2 separate regions of the Mus musculus genome follow, and region 1 is linked to region 2. The links are chromatin loops, found by intact Hi-C in ENCODE. Cell type or tissue: left cerebral cortex. All regions are shown on one strand. Each heading gives the region's core, and the rest is flanking DNA. Links, peaks and the distances in the headings are about the cores only. Region 1 overlaps Ncor2 (nuclear receptor co-repressor 2). Region 2 has its middle 16 kb from the start of Gm32585.

Evidence for each region. A loop is a pair of places that touch in the nucleus more often than their neighbours do. Peaks named below come from ENCODE experiments on the same cell type or tissue, not always from the same donor. Only the 100,000 strongest peaks of a DNase experiment are listed, where the experiment ranks them.
Region 1: a loop joins it to region 2, with 2.3 times the contacts of the local background. A loop is called at or near these places in 1 of 42 quality-filtered maps.

The regions. Positions count from the first base shown.
Region 1 is chr5:125,152,129-125,155,034 of GRCm38, reverse strand. All of the region lies in intron 1 of Ncor2 (nuclear receptor co-repressor 2), which reads left to right. Among named protein-coding and RNA genes, the nearest start is that of Ncor2, 26 kb to the left of the region's middle. In left cerebral cortex, for the core only: a CTCF peak has its summit at 1,419; no DNase peak of the experiment used is centred there; H3K27ac peaks cover 722 bases.
Region 2 is chr5:125,266,556-125,269,400 of GRCm38, reverse strand. No RefSeq gene overlaps it. Among named protein-coding and RNA genes, the nearest start is that of Gm32585, 16 kb to the right of the region's middle. In left cerebral cortex, for the core only: a CTCF peak has its summit at 1,124 (motif pointing right); DNase peaks (open chromatin) are centred at 1,119, 1,536, 1,798 and 2,136; H3K27ac peaks cover 774 bases.

The DNA.
Region 1 (2,906 bases), core at 133-2,632, 110 kb after region 2:
AGCTGGGCTGCCAGCTCTGGATTGAGTCTTGGCAGTGCCAGCCAGCAGTCACGGGAGCACGCAGGATGCATGTTCAGACTCCTTATATACTCAATTCCGGCATGTCTATGAGGTGGTTTCTACCACCGTGAACATTTCAGAGATGTGACATGAACAGAGAGGGGTGGCTTCTGGCTTCCAAATTGCACAGCTGGGCCCCTGGGCTGCTGTGCCTAAGCATGTTACACCTCCACCTTCTTCCTTGGTCTGTTATCTTTGGGGTTCTAACATGGTTTGGGGCTGAGATGTTGGTGCATTGGGAAGTGTCTTGGAGATGGTTTTGGGGTCCAGCTTGTTTCTCAGGGAGGACCGAGCAAGGTCAGGAGGTACTCTGTCCACTGCGCTTTGTCTCCAGCACATCGTTTTGCCATACAGTAAAGAACGAATGAATGTTGAGTGGAGGTTGTAGGGTTGTGGTTTTAGCCTTTGGGGAGGCTGAGGCAGGAGGATTATGAGCCTCTCTGAGCATGAGCCTGTGGGTGCAGGTCACACAGCAGACACCTACTTGGCTGTGTACAGATTCCATTATGTTTGCTGCGGCAGCACCTGTGAGTTCCAGCTGCTTCTGGTACACTTGACATTGTCTTAATTTCAGCCACCCTGGCGGGCAGTTGTTGTGGCTCCAGACTTAATCTGCACTCTGGAAGCGTTGCCCTGGGCCAATCACTGGCCATTGTCCCCTTTGGGGCGTTAATGTGCTGCCTTTCAGATCCAGGCTCTCTGCTGCCTCCCGCTTTGCATGATGGCTTGGTTAAGGACTTTGTTTCTTTTAACTTGGCAGCACTGCACTGGGGAACTGAACCTAAGGCCCCCATACATGCTGGGCAGGGGTTCTGCCACTTCGCCACGCTACCACCCCTGCCCCTCTTTTTACATTTTATTTTTAGACAGGATGTCATGAAGTTGCTCAGGCTGACCTTGAGCTCTGTGTAGTTCACTGGCCTTGACCTCTGATCTTTCTGCCTCAGCCCCCTGTGTGTGTGGTATGACATCCCTGTGTTACCAGGCACTCTTAGGGAGTTGGGAGTATAGGTGGTAAATGGACCTGCCTGACAGGTGCCAATTCACTTGCTTGTTTTTGGGGTCCTGGAGGGGGAGTCGCTGGGGCAGAGTCATGGTCATGATGGTCTTCTAAGGTGGTCCCTGTCTGGGTGTGGGCTTCTTGGACCCGAATGGGGTTGAGGTTGAAAACTGTCCCTTCATAATGCACGAGTTTGGGTTGCCTGAGCCTCGGTCTACCGCTCTGTGATGTGTGTTAAGGTGCCTCCCTCATGGGGGTCACTGAGGGAAGTCCTTGTCCATATGAGAAGCTGTAATAAGACCTCCATTTTTTCCCCCCACAGTGCTCCTGAGTCTTTGAGGAACACAGCCTCCTGGTGGAAGTTCGTGGTAGGTTCATCTCTTATTTCTACTTGCTGTCTTGGGTGTGTGTGGGGGTCCATGCTGCTTGGATCTTTGATGGAAGGTGGTGCGGAGTGTTGGGGAGGCAGAGGCTGTCTGGCAGGTGTGGAGTGGTGCTTGTTACCTCAGAGTTGCCTAGGCATGGCGGGGAGCAGCTGGGGACTGTGACTCCTCCTCCCCGCCCCCTTCCCGCCAGTGATCTTGGGAGAGTTCTTTATCTATTAATGGGTTAGTTGTTTGTCATTTCCTTTCTTTTGTGGTAGTGGGGATAGAATCTAAACCTCCCACACACTAGACAAGCACTAACCACTGAGCCACGCCTCCAGCTTTTGTCTCTGTCTCTCTTTTATATCGAGACAGGGTCTCACTAAGTTCCCCTGGATGGTCTCGAACTCACTTCATAGATCTGGTTAGGCTTTGAGCTTGAGTTCCTCCTGCCGCTGGGACAACAGGCCTGGCTCCTGGAACTCTTGACTTCTTTCTGAAGCACCTACTGCGTGTAGGTTGAGCAGTAGGTGACTGAGAGAGCATGCCAACAAGCTGGGACAAGTGTCCTGTCCTTGCCAGCAGTCGGCAAGCCTGACGTGAGGGACCGTTGGGTGAAGCATGAGGCCAGCCGAGAACAGTTACGGATGCGTGTGCAGGATGAGGCATAGCTTCATGTGGAGTCTCATGGAAAATGGCATTTGAGGCTGGAGTGATGGCTCAGTGGTTAAGAACACTGGGTGCTCTTCCGGAGGACCTGGCCAACTTTGTTTCCTAGACCCTCAGGGCAGCTCAACACCATTGCTAGCTCTAGTTCCAGGGTCACCTGACTCCCTCTTCGGGCTTCCACACACACCAGTCACACATGCGGTATGCACACAGACATGCAGGCAAATACACATACACGGAAAATAAAGAAGATGGCGTTGGATTGAGGTCAGAGAAGGTTGGTGTGTGTGTGTGGGGGGAGGGCTATCTAGGCAGAGGGCACACACACCTCTGCAAAGGTACAGTCTTCCACGGGGCTAGCTGGCTGGGACTCCTCTCTTTGTTTTGAGCCCCAATAGTCAGGAGGGGAGGAATGTGTAACCACTCCCCGCTCCCCCAGCCCTGTCCAGCGGGGCTGTGGTTCTTGCCTCTCCTCTTCCAGGCTGGCACTGAACTTATGGTTCTTTTGATTCCGCTGTCTGTGTGCAATTTGATGTGTGTGCCGCTGCACCCGGTCTGTGTGGTATGGAGGGCGAACACTGCATGCTAGGCAAACACTCCACCAACAGAGATGCTTCTTGTAGCCATAGGCTGTGGTTTCATCTGAGGCGGGAAGGGGGTGGGTAGGAGTCTGTGGGGGTGGGGCTGCCCACTGGGTCTTTGAGAGTGGAAAGAACTGCTTGGTTGCTGGCCCCCCACCCCCATCCATCCGCATCTCGCCTAATGGGGAGCCACCTCAGCCTGACTTATCTGCCTGTCACGCCAGTGGCCCA
Region 2 (2,845 bases), core at 1-2,500:
TCAGAACTGTAATTTTGCTGCTGTTATGAATCACAATGGAAATACTTTCGGAGATAGAGCTTTGCCAAAGGGGTCTCAACCCACAGGTTGAGAACCGCTGGTCTAGAAGGAGCCCCATTTATCTGGCCAGGCTGCTTTGGTGAGGGTCTCAGTTCAGGATTGTCCCCAGACAGGTGGCACACACTGGGTGAAACGAGGAAGAGTCACATGTCTAAAAATAGTGCCTGTCTCCCAGAGCCTGTCTGTCACAGGACAGAGTGGAGCAGCTAGGAGGTGGGAAGGATTCTCTGGAATTTGGGGGTTAGGTATACAGGTTCAGGGGAGCTGCCCCACTCTGAGGTTTGGCAGTGAGCTGGGCTGGAGAGCTGAGGTACTGGGGCTACACGTGGCACCATTCTGGAGTCAGGTTTACGCCATCCAGTGCTGTGCTTTTGCAGGAAGCATCTTCTATGTAGGAAGTGGAAGGAGCTTTGTGATGTGATACCCATTTCTCTCATCTACTCCCTTAGGACATGGGTCTCCACCCCCAATCTGCCCCTCTTCCACCACCCTGCTTTTACCCTGCCCTGAGACCACATCGCCCGCCACAGACAGATAGGAAAGGCTTTATGTGGAGAAGGACTTGTAAGCTGATACACACAGCACACACAGTGCTCCCTCTGGTCTCCCTCTGTGGCTATGGCTACCATCTGCCCTCTGCTGGGCCACAGGAATGTCTTCTGTTGGAGGGGCAGGGACTCCGTCACGGGCCTCTCTGACCCAGCTTTGTATGGCTCTTGGCCCTGTGGTCTCAGACTGTGGGCAGCAGCTGTTTGGGGGCAGGACATGGTTTCCTCCTGACATCAGCTTTGGCAAGGGAGCAGGCAGGGGTGGGAGGCCAGCCCTGTGGCAGCAGGCTGGATGCATTGTAGCTCCCTGGGCAAGGCTCTATGACCATACCGTGCCCACGTATAATTCACAGGAAAGCCACTTCCTGCCCCACCCACTCCAAGGTCCAGATGAGGGTGGGCGAGAGGGATTTTGGATGGACATTTCGCTCATGGCAATTGGAAATGGTTTTCAGATGTATCACGGAATGTGGAACAAACCCAGGCAAACTTCCCTGCAATCCTATAAATCACCAGCAGATGGCGCTATTGGCCACACGACAGGATTCTGGCATCCTGGATTGCTCAGTGGTAGAACTTGAACCTGGGACTGAAGTAGAAACTCTCAGGCCATAGGCTTACACACTGCAGGTGGTTTACAGCAGGCAGATGGGAAAGGCATGCCTGGCCCAGACGCTGGCCAGAAAGGGTAGCTGCAAGAAGCAAATGAGGTACCTCCTTCCTACCAGTACCTACTATTCAGAGAGGCATGTTGGTCTCTGAGTTCAAGCCTGGACTACGATCCCTCACAGAATTAATTTCCTGGAAGAAAAAAAAAAATCAATGCTTGTCCCTCGGTGCCAGACATTAAAGTCCTCAGGATTGGCGGTGGCGGGCTGTTTTGACAGGGATGAGAATGGAGACACCCAAGAGACTGCTGGAAGCTCAGTCAAAATGCCTCATTTCCTGACACCCGCGTCGCTGAGCACACTGTCATTGAGTCAGGACACGCAGCCACCCGCCCCTGCAGCCATTCATCCCTCCCCACCCCCACCCTCCCACATTTCATTTGCGAGCCCCTCGGTGTGCAGCTCGGCTCGTGGCGGCTGCGGCGGCAGAGCAGAAACCCCAAATGATCTATTTATGGGGCCGTCCTTCCGTGTTGCTTGCATATTGTAATTAAGAGATAATGTCAGTGGAATAGAACGTTGTCACCCAGTAACGGCCTCCCGCCGCCTCGGAAATGTCACGGCAAAGTCACAGATATATCAAGCGTAAAACTGACGTTTGTTTTCAGAGCAGGGAACGCGGATCCTGGGACAGCGATACAGCTGCGGCTTCATTTCTGTCTTGGGGGTGATGAATGCCAGTGGATGGTCGGGCCCACAGGAGGAGGGGTTCTTGTCTGTTGCGGAGACCAACTGGGCCTGTGCTTTGCTTGACAGATGGAGGATAAGGCTGCCCTCTGGGTCCCATAATCTGCTGTAGCCACCAAGGTGGCCCGGGTGCCCTGGCTCCCGGCTGGGCAGTGTGTTTTCTGCAGCCCAAGCTGGCTGCCAGCTGGCCGGGTTCCCCTTCCTGTCACCATGTTGTCTCTGGAGAGCTAAGCTGCTGCTGGGGTGGCATGTCCTTGGACAACCTCAGTTTCCGAGTCACTCCCCCAGAGCCACAAGGGCCTTAGGAGGAGGACAGCAGTGACTTTGTGACTGGGGTGTCTACACTGTGGAGTGGCCTGGTGGGACCACTCCCCTGGCTGATGGTGTATCTGACATAGCCCAGCCCCCAACACATTTATTTATTTATTTATTTATTTATTTATTTATCATATGTGAGTATACTGTAGCTGTTGTCAGACACTCCAGAAGAGGGCGTCAGATCTCCTGATGGATGGATGGTTGGGAGCCACCATGTGGTTACCGGGATTTGAACTCAGGACCTTTGGAAGAACAGTCAGTGCTCTTACCCGCTGAGCCATCTCTCCAACCCTCCCCATTGTCCACACCCTTGCACATCAACCTGCTAGCTCTGTCCCCACAGCCCCTGCCAGTCAGACCTTCAACCCATCCCTTTTTCTTGGGACATCCATCCATTTCCCCATACACCCCCTCCAGGCTGGCCTCCCTGATTCTACTGTGGCCACTCCTCTTAAGCACCCATGAAAAGTCTCCCCAAAAGACTCAACCCCGGGCTCTCCTACCTCCAAGCCTCTGTCCTAATCCCTGCCATAGTCGTCGTGACTCCCCCTACCCCCACTCCCA